Regions from separate parts of the Homo sapiens genome. Here region 2 is linked to region 1. A link is a contact called in ENCODE Hi-C or POLR2A ChIA-PET data. All regions are on one chromosome and are shown on one strand. Each heading gives the region's core, a stretch centred on a gene start or an enhancer-like site at or near the end of the contact. The rest is flanking DNA. Distances are from core to core; before and after follow the strand shown.

Region 1 (4,805 bases), core at 1,234-3,733:
CTAGGTTTAAGTTTTTTTTTTGTTTGTTTTTGAGACGGAGTCTCCCTCTGTTGCCCAGGCTGGAATGCAGTGGCGCGATCTCGGCTCACTGCAAGCTCCACCTCCTGGTTTCTCGCCATTCTCCCGCCTCAGCCTTCCAAGTAGCTGGGACTACAGGTGCCTGCCACCACGCCCAGCTAATTTGGTTTCTGTATTTTTAGTAGAGATGGGGTTTCACCGTGTGGCCTCATGATCCACCTGCCTCAGCCTCCCGAAGTGCTGGGATTACAGGCGTGAGCCACCACACCCGGCCTCTAGGTTTACCTTTTAAAGGAACTCCCAAACTGTTTTTTTACTACCATTTCATATTTCTACCAGCAATTTCCATGGGTTCCTATTTCTCCACAACCTCATCAACACCTGTAATTGTTTTAAAAAATTATTATACGGCTGGGCCCAGTGGCTCACACTTGTAATCTCAGCACTTTGGGAGGCTAAGGCGGGTAGATCGCTTGAGGTTGGGAGTTTGAGACCAGATCGGCCAACATGGTGAAATCCTGTCTCTACTAAAAATTTAAAAAATAGCTGGGCATCGTGGCACATGCCTGTAGTTCCAGCTATTCAGGAGGCTGAGGCATGAGAATTGCTTGAACCCGGGAGGCGGAGGTTGCAGTGAGCTGAGATGGGATCACACCACTGCACTCCAGCCTGGGCTACAGAGTGAGACTCCATCTCAAAAAAAAAAAATTAAAAGTTAAAAAAATTAGAGTAGCCATCATAGTGGGTATGACTTAGTATCTCCTAGTTTTGATTTGTAATTCCCTAATGATTAGCAGCATTGAGCATCTTTTCATATGCTTATTGGTCATTTGTTGTCTTCTTTGAAGAAATGCCTATTCAAATCCTTTGTCTTGGCCTGTGGATGGCTCATGCCTGTAATCCTTGCACTTTAGGAGGCCGAGGCAGGCAGATCACTTGAGGTCAGGAGTTCAAGACCAGCCTGGCCAATGTGGGGAAACCCCGTCTCTACTAAAAATAAAAAATAAAAAATAAATTAGCTGGGCGTGGTGGCGGGCGCCTGTAATTCCAGCTACTCTGGAGGCTGAGGCAGGAGAATCACTTGAACCTAGGAGACGGAGGTTGCAGTGAGTGGAGATTGCGCCACTGTACTCCAGCTTGGGGGACAGAGCAAGACTTCATCTCAAAAAAAAAAAAAAAATCCTTTGTCAATTTTTTAGTTGGGTTGTCTTTTATTGCTGAATTGTTAGAGTTTTTTATATATTCTAGATACAAGTTCTTTTTTTTTGAGACGGAGTCTTACTCTGTCCCCCAGGCTGGAGTGCAGTGGCACGATCTTGGCTCACTGCAAGCTCCGCCTCCCGGGTTCACGCCATTCTCCTGCCTCAGCCTCCCGAGTAGCTGGGACTACAGGCATGCGCCACCACGCCCGGCTAATTTTTTGTATTCATAATAGAGACGGGGTTTCACGGTGTTAGCCAGGCTTGTCTCTATCTCCTGACCTTGTGATCCACCTGCCTCGGCCTCCCAAAGTGCTGGGATTACAGGCGTGAGCCACCATGCCCGGCCAATTCAAGTTCTTTACTAGAATGACTTGCAAATATTTTATCCTTTTCTATAGGTTGTCTTTTCAGTTTCTGGATAATGTCCTTTGTAGCACTAAAGTGTTTAATTTTGGAGTAGATCAATTTTTCTATTTTTTTCTTTTATAGTTTGTGTTTTTGGTGCCATAACTAAAAAAACATTACCTAATCCAAGGTCACAGGGATTTACATCTATGTTTTCTTCTAAGAGTTTATAATTTTAGCTCTTATGTTTAGGTCCTGATCCATTTTGAGTTAATTTTTGTATATAGTGTATGGTACTCAGGTGCCAAATTCATTATTTTGTATGTAGATATCTAGTTGTTCAGAACCATTTGTTGAAAGATTATTCTTTCCTCCATTGAACTGTCTTGGCAGCCTTGTTGAAAATCAATTGATGCAAGAGTCTGGGTTTATTTCTGGACTCTCAATTCATTGTCCTCAACTACATGTCTATTCTTATGCCCATACTACAGTCTTGATATTATAGCTTTAAGCAAAGTTTTGAAATGGGGAGGTGTGAGTCTTTCAATTTTTAACTTTTTCAAGATTGTTTTGGTTATTCAGGGCCCCTTGCAGTTCTATATGTATTTGAGGATCAGCTTTTACATTTCTGAAAAAATTAAAAATGCTGTTGGAATTTTGACAGGGATTGTGTTGAGTCTGCAGATTAATTTAAGAAGTACTGATATCTTAACAATATTAGATATTCCAATCCATGAAAACAGATGTTGTTTCAACTAGTCTTCTTTCTTTTTCTCTTTTTCTTGCTTCTCTTTTTGGTTTTCAGTAGGATCTTGCTCTGTCACCCAGGCTGGAGTACAGTGGCGCGATCATAGCTAACTACAAACTCAAACTCCTGATCCTCCTGCCTCAGCCTCCTGAGTCATCTCTTTCAATGATCTCTTTTTCAGTATGAGTCATCCATTTCTTTTGTTTGTTTGTTTCTTTTTTTTTTTTTTTTTGAGACGGAGTCTCACACTGTTGCCTGGGCTGGAGGGCAATGGCACGATCTCAGCTCACTGCAACCTCCACCTCCCGGGTTCAAGCAATTCTCCTGCCTCAGCCTCCCGAGTAGCTGGGATTACAGGTGCCCGCCACCACACCCAGCTAATTTTTTTGTATTTTTAGTAGAGATGAGGTTTCACTATGTTGGCCAGGCTGGTCTCGAACTCCTGACCTCATGATCTGCCTGCCTCGGCCTCCCAAAGTGCTGGGATTACAGGTGTGAGCCACCTTGCCTGGCTGAGTCATCCACTTCTTTTGTTAAATTTGTTGCAAAGTATTTTATTATATTTGATGGTATTATAAATGGAATTATTTTCTTAATTTTATTTTTGGATTGTTCATTGTTACTTTATAGAAATACAACTGATTTTTGTATATTGATCTTGCATTGTTGCACCATTCTGAGCTTGTTTATTAGCCCTAATGGATTTTTTGTGAATTGTTTAGGGATTTTTATCTCATCTGCAAAAAAAGATAGTTGTCCCTCCTCTTTTCCAACCTAGATGCCTTTTATTTTATTTTCTTGCCTAATTGCCTTGGCTAGAACTTCCAGTTCAATTTTGAATGCAAGTGATGACAGCAGGCATTGTTGTCTTGTTTCCAATAACTTTTAACTTCTAATTTTCCCCCAAATATAAAGATAAACACATTAGATAGAAAAATATTACTGATAATAGTAGTCATCATTATTTAAAATCTTTTGTTAATGGGAGTACTTCTAATATTTTCCTTTGAACATAAGCTGTCTTGAGGTTAAAATAGATTCATATTAAGGAAATGTCTTCTATTCTTTTTTTTTATTTTTCAAATTTAATTAAAAAAATTTTTTATTTCCTCATTCTTGCTGTCAACTTATATTCTTATTCTTTTATGATCATTTTTGATTGAAAAGTAGATGGGCCAGGCACTGTGGTTCACATCTATAATCCCAGCATTTTGGGAGGCCGAGGCAGATGGATCACTTGAGGTCAGGAGTTCGAGACCAGCCTGGCCAACATGGTGAAACCCCATCTCCATTAAAAATACAAAAATTAGCAAGGCATGGTGATGCATGCCTATAATCCCAGCTACTTGGGACACTGAGGCAGGAGAATCACTTGAACCCAAGAGGCTGAGGTTGCAGTGAGCTGAGCTGAGATCGCACCACTGCACTCTAGCCTGGGTGAAAAAGCGAGACTCTGTCTAAATAAATAAATAAATAAATAAATAAATAAATGTTAAAAGGTTTTTTTTTTGTTTTTTTTTTTTGAGATGGAATCTCACTCTGTCGCTCAGGCTGGAGTGCAGTGGTGTGATCTCAGCTCACTGCAACCTCCACCTTCCAGGTTCACGTCATTCTCCTGCCTCAGCCTCCAGAGTAGCTGGGACTACAGGTGCCTGCCACCACGCCTGGCTAATTTTTTGTATTTTCAGTAGAGACAGGGTTTCACTGTGTTAGCCAGGATGGTCTCAATCTCCTGATCTCATGATCTGCCCACCTTGGCCTCCCAAAAGCTTTTAATCAAATTATTTTTCAAAGTCTGTTGAGTTGATTGTCCTTGGGTCTCTTTATAAAATAGATTTCCTAATAATTTATTATCCTTGTATTTCTGAAATAATCCCCATTTTTGTCCTTTCATTCTTGTAAGGTATTACAGGATTCTTTTTCCTAGTACCTAGTATTATTTCATCAATACATATAAATGAGATTAGTGCTCAGGTTTTTTTCTACACACCTTGTTAGAGTTAGTGTCAAACTATTCTTGCTTCATAGAAGTATTTTAGATGGTTTCTTTCTTTTTTTTATGTGTTAGAAAAGCTCACATAGCTTTGGAATTGTTTCCTTAAAGGTGGAATATAACCACCTATGAAAATATCTAGACCTGGTACTCCTTTTGTGGAATAGCTCTTTATACTTCTTTTATGGTAATTATTTGCTTATTTAGATTTTCTGTTTTTTTTTTTAAGATCAGTTTTGGCAAGTCATACTTTCTTTAAAAATAATCCATTTTATCTAGAATTTCCAAATTATTGCATCAAGTATATTTTAGCTGTTTTTCCTAGTTAACTTAGCTAAAAGCCTATCTTTTTTATTTTTCAAGTAACCAGCTCTTGGATTATATATTTAATTCTACTTTTTTTCTAATTAAGTAGTTTCTATTTTTATTTTTTCAATTTCTTTGCTTTCTTAGCTTTGTTTGGCTGATCTTTAACTTCATTCATTTTGATGCTTTCCTT
Region 2 (4,805 bases), core at 1,401-3,900, 81 kb after region 1:
AGAAGCATCTTAGATTTTGTATTCCCCGTATGTTTCAGAGCAATTCTATTGGTTTTACCTTCGTATTTTTATGTTGGTGATGAGAAAACACTTAACCATTTGTAGGTTTCAGTAATTGAAATAATACTTTCTGGTAGTATTTTTCAAATAGACCCCAGGACCCATTTACATTCTTAAAAATTATTGAGGATCCCAGGCCGGGCGCGGTGGCTCACGCCGGTAATCCCAGCACTTTGCGAGGCCAAGGCAGGTGGATCACAAGGTCAGGAGATCGAGATCATCCTGGCTAACACGGTGAAACCCTGTCCGTACTAAAAATACAAAAAAATTAGCCGGGCATGGTGGCGGGCGCCTGTAGTCCCAGCTATTCAGGAGGCTGAGGCAGGAGAATGGCATGAACTTGGGAGGCCGAGCTTGCAGTGAGCCAAGATCGCACAACGGCACTCCAGCCTGGGCAATAGAGTGAGACTCCATCTCAAAAAAAAAAAAAAAATCACTGAGGATCCCCAAAGAGTTTTTGTTTATGTATATTTGTTAAATTAAAATTTCTATTAAAACAGATAAATTTTAATAGACATTCATTTTTTAAAAATCGTAAATCTATTACCTAGAAAAGAGATATATTTTCATTCAGATCATCACTTTTCAGATCATTGTGGATACTCTTCTTTGATACCCCAAAACTCAGCAAGTGGTAATTTCTTATGGGTTGTTGCAATGTGGAACTTGAAAACATATCAATGAACTTTGCGTACATTTTGTTATGATGCACTTTTCATACATTTGTGTTATGATGCACTAGTCTGTCTTGAATTTTGAGTTGATCTTTACCAATGCATGATTTTGTAACATCATGCATTGGCAGTTCGGAAAATATTGGTTCTCTGAGTTATATAGATCTTTTAAATATTGACACATTTTATTATCCAAAACAAAAATCAGTTGTTAACATAATAACTGATGTCATTAGAAAGGTCCTGGATAGCTTTCAAGATCACAGTGGCAGCTACGAGGCTTCCAAAATTCACTTGAAAGCTAAAGCTTTATCACTGACAACAAATTCTGTCATTTGTTTTCTTTGAAATGACAGCCTCATTTCTTCTATTTTCATGAAATAGTCTGCCAAGTACTCAAATAAGAATAACCTTACACTGTAGTCATTGTATTAGTCCGTTTTCACACTGCTGATACAGACATACCCAAGACTGGGTAACTTATAAAGAAAAAGAGGTTTAATGGACTCACAGTTCCACGTGGCTGGGGAAGCCTCACAATCATGGCTGAAGGCGAAAGGCACGTCTTACAGGGTGGCAGGCAAGAGAGAATGAGAGCCAAGAGAAGGGGTTTCCCCTTTTAAAACCATCAGATCTCATGAGACTTATTTACTATCATAAGAACAGCACAGGAAAGACTTGCCCCCATGATTCAATTACCTCCCACCGGGTCCCTCTCACGACACATGGGAATTGTGGGAGCTACAATTCAAGATGAGATTTGGGTGGCGACACAGTCAAACCATATCAATCATTCTTTTAAAAAGTAAAAATGGTGTTCCATGAGAAAAGTAACTAGTTCAGTTCACAACCCTGAAAGGGTCTCAGACTACAGAATATGCAGACTACACTTTGGGAACCACTGCTTTATGGTAAAGAAAAATTATCAGTCAACTTCAACATTTGCAGCAAGAATAGCATATCATTTTCTGGCCAGGTGTGGTAGCTCACGCCTGTAGTCCTGCACTTTGGGAGGCCAAGGCAGGCAGATCACTTGAGATTAGGAGTTTGAGACCAGCCTGGCCAATATGGTGAAACCCCCTCTCTACTAAAAATACAAAAATTAGCTGGGCATGGTGGCGCACGCCTGTAATCCCAGCTACTCTGATGGCTGACGCATGAGGATCACTTGAGCCTGGGGGGCAGAGGTTGCAATTAGCCAAGATTGTGCCACTGCACTCCAGCCTGAGTGACAAGGTGAGACACTGTCTCAAAAAAAAAAAAAAAAAGAATAGCATACCCCTTTCAAATCACTTCTTATATTTTTGTGTGGCTGCCAGAAGTAGTGGAAGTAGACATTGAAATGGCAGGAGTTCAAAATATTTGGAATAAAAATATTTTTGATCTGGAAGATCACAGTTGGTAAATGCTGGACTAGGTGTTACCGTTACATGATCTAAAAATGACCTTTGGGGCCCTGTGTTGTTTACTTCTTCACAGCAACCAGGACTGTTAGCTCAAAAGCCCATCATCACCAAATCAAATGTTTACACATCCAATTGTTTAAGTATAGCCTAAATAACCAAATTATTAGCCATCTATCTAGAGCCCACCTGCTTTACATACCCTGCAAACTACACTCAACGTCTACTATCCATAGATAAAAACCCCAGGCTATAAAAGACCCCAAATCACTGCTGCCCTTTGGAGCTCTGTAACCCAGAGACACCCCCCCACCCGCCCCGCCGATCTTGCTGCTAAACAACGTCATGACACATACACCCTCTCTCTAGTCCTCCAGGAATTCTCTTACCCTCCCCCTTCTGAGTAGTGGCCGCCCTACACTGTCGCTGCCTTTGGAAGGTCTCATGCTGTGAGGGACTTCCCGGCATACAAACCTGTCAAAGCGCTGTCCAAAGAGAGCTTGTTGTGTCCCACTGCCACCTTGTGGTCACATCTTTTTCTTTGTTCTGCCCTGAAATCCTTCAGATTCACTGCAGTTACATGGTGTGCCATAACATAAAACAAAAAGTGTTTATATGTCCAAAAAGTTTGTGAAGGGCAACATGCCACTATTATGAATGTTAATTTGTCAAAGGCTCTGAGAAATACTATAGCTAAGAAACTGTTTAACTTCGTTTGTCCAAGCATTTCCAAATTTCTAGCACAGAACACTTTTTTGATTACCCTAGCCAACTCCATCACATTTTAAAATGTTATTTTTCTGATCCCTGATTTCACAGAATAGGAAAGTGAGATATTGAAATGTTATTTGTGTCAGGGTGCGGTGGCTCATGCCTGTAATCCCAGCACTTTGGGAGGCCAAGGTGGGTGGATCGCTTGAATGCAGGAGTTTGACACCAGCCTGGGCAACATAGAGAAACCCTGCTTCTATAAAAAATTGTTTTAATTAGCTGGGCATGGTGGTGCACACCTATAGTCCCAGCTACTCGGGAGGCTGAGGTGGGAGGATCGCTTGAGGCCCCAGGGGTTTGAAATCAGCCTGCACAACATTAACTGAGACTTGCTGTCTAATAAAATAATAATAGTGCTAAGACTAAAACTAAAATCTTAAGATACAGTAAAACGAACGCTGATCCCATCCACGCCATCTCTCCAGAACATCGAATAAATCACTTAACTCTTATGGATCTCGACTTTGCCTTGTGCATAATGGCCAATTATCATAACATTGAGAGATCTAATATTAATAATAATGCAAGAGGCCGGGCATGGTGGCTCACGCCTGTAATCCCAGAACTTTGGGAGGCCGAGGCAGGTGGATCACCTGAGGTCAGGACTATGAGACCAGCCTGACCAACATGGTGAAACCCTGTCTCTACTAAAAATACAAAAATTAGCCAGGCATGATGATGTATGCCTGTAATTCCAGCTACTCAGGAGGCTAAGGCAGGAGAATTGCTTGAACGCAGGAGGCAGAGGTTGCAGTGAGCCAAGGTCATGCCACTATACTCCAGCCTGAGCAACAAGAGCGAAACTTCGTCTCAAAAAAAATAAATAAAAATAATAATGCAAGAGTTCATACAATATATTCTACCTTGAGTCATCACATCAAAAAAAATAAATTTTTTAAATAGTTCATATAAAATGGCTTTTATTAATAAACTAAAGAGAAAAAAGCTGAAGAAATTTTAACTACCCAGATCACTTCTACTCTTCCCACTTAACCATCAGTACCCCTAAATCTTCTATAATGATATATTTTTGCTAACATCATTGAATGGAAGTAAAGTGGGCTAACATGTTCACCTTATATTTGATTTTTAATTTCTTCTTTTTCCAAGGAAGATAAATGCTGGTTGTGTTTGTGGGGGTTTTTTGTTTGATACATGGAAGGCCTTTCTTCTTTCGTGACACCTTATATAACATGATTCCTCTTATATATTCATATGGTTGCTCACATATGAGTATTTAAGACCATAAAATTTATATTATATAGAAAGTATTTACTATACTTGCATATGCATGTGCAATTATAATATTGTTACCCTCAAAGCAACCTGACTCCCAGATTAGCACTGCTCACTGTAATTTCCCATCAGATCTCCTGAATTAACCTATTTTCTCGACTATGTTTCTAAGTATTTATAAAATTTCTTAACCTTAGTTAGAATAAAACATAACTTCACATTATGAATTAGGACTTGAAACTGTTAGAAGTACTCTGAGTTGGTTTCTGCAGAAGAGATAAAAACTAAGCTGCTATTAGAAATATGAAAATTATGGTTTTGGCTGTGTATGGTGGCTCACGCCTGTAATCCCAGCCCTGTGGGGGGGCCGAGGCAGGCGGATCACCTGAGGTCAGGAGTTTGAGACCAGCTTGGCCAACATGGTGAAACCCCGTCTCTACTAAAAATACAGAAATGAGTCGGGCGTGGTGACGGGTGCCTATAATCCCAGGTATTTGGGAGGCTGAGACAGGAGAATTGCTTGAACCCGGGAGGCGGAGGTTGCAGTGAGCCAAGATCACACCACTACACTCCAGCCTGGGCAACAAAGAGCAAAACTCCATCTCAAAAGAAAAGAAAAGAAAAGAAAATTATAGTTTTATAGATGTTACAACAGCATGAA

The links. A loop is a pair of places that touch in the nucleus more often than their neighbours do. ChIA-PET counts read pairs that join two places held with the same protein, here RNA polymerase II (POLR2A). Pooled maps may share reads with other maps.
Region 2: a loop to region 1 is called in a map of A673, with 4 times the contacts of the local background. The contact joins two enhancer-like sites. A Hi-C loop is called at or near these places in 5 of 168 maps with a recorded cell type or tissue (A673, Caco-2, OCI-LY7 and 2 more), 4 of 37 single-sample maps with no recorded cell type and 11 of 50 pooled maps. POLR2A ChIA-PET finds 5 or more read pairs at or near these places in 5 of 52 experiments (GM12878, Panc1, activated B cell and 2 more).

Annotation. Positions count from the first base shown.
Region 1 is chr12:31,760,954-31,765,758 of GRCh38, reverse strand. No RefSeq gene overlaps it. Among named protein-coding and RNA genes, the nearest start is that of H3-5, 29 kb to the left of the region's middle. Within about 2 kb of position 2,483, at least 2 of the 41 ENCODE cell types and tissues checked have a DNase peak (open chromatin) inside an H3K27ac peak, as active enhancers do.
Region 2 is chr12:31,680,161-31,684,965 of GRCh38, reverse strand. The region is part of intron 6 of AMN1 (antagonist of mitotic exit network 1 homolog); the gene reads left to right. Among named protein-coding and RNA genes, the nearest start is that of ETFBKMT, 23 kb to the right of the region's middle. RefSeq lists a silencer at 2,430-2,519. Within about 2 kb of position 2,650, at least 4 of the 41 ENCODE cell types and tissues checked have a DNase peak (open chromatin) inside an H3K27ac peak, as active enhancers do.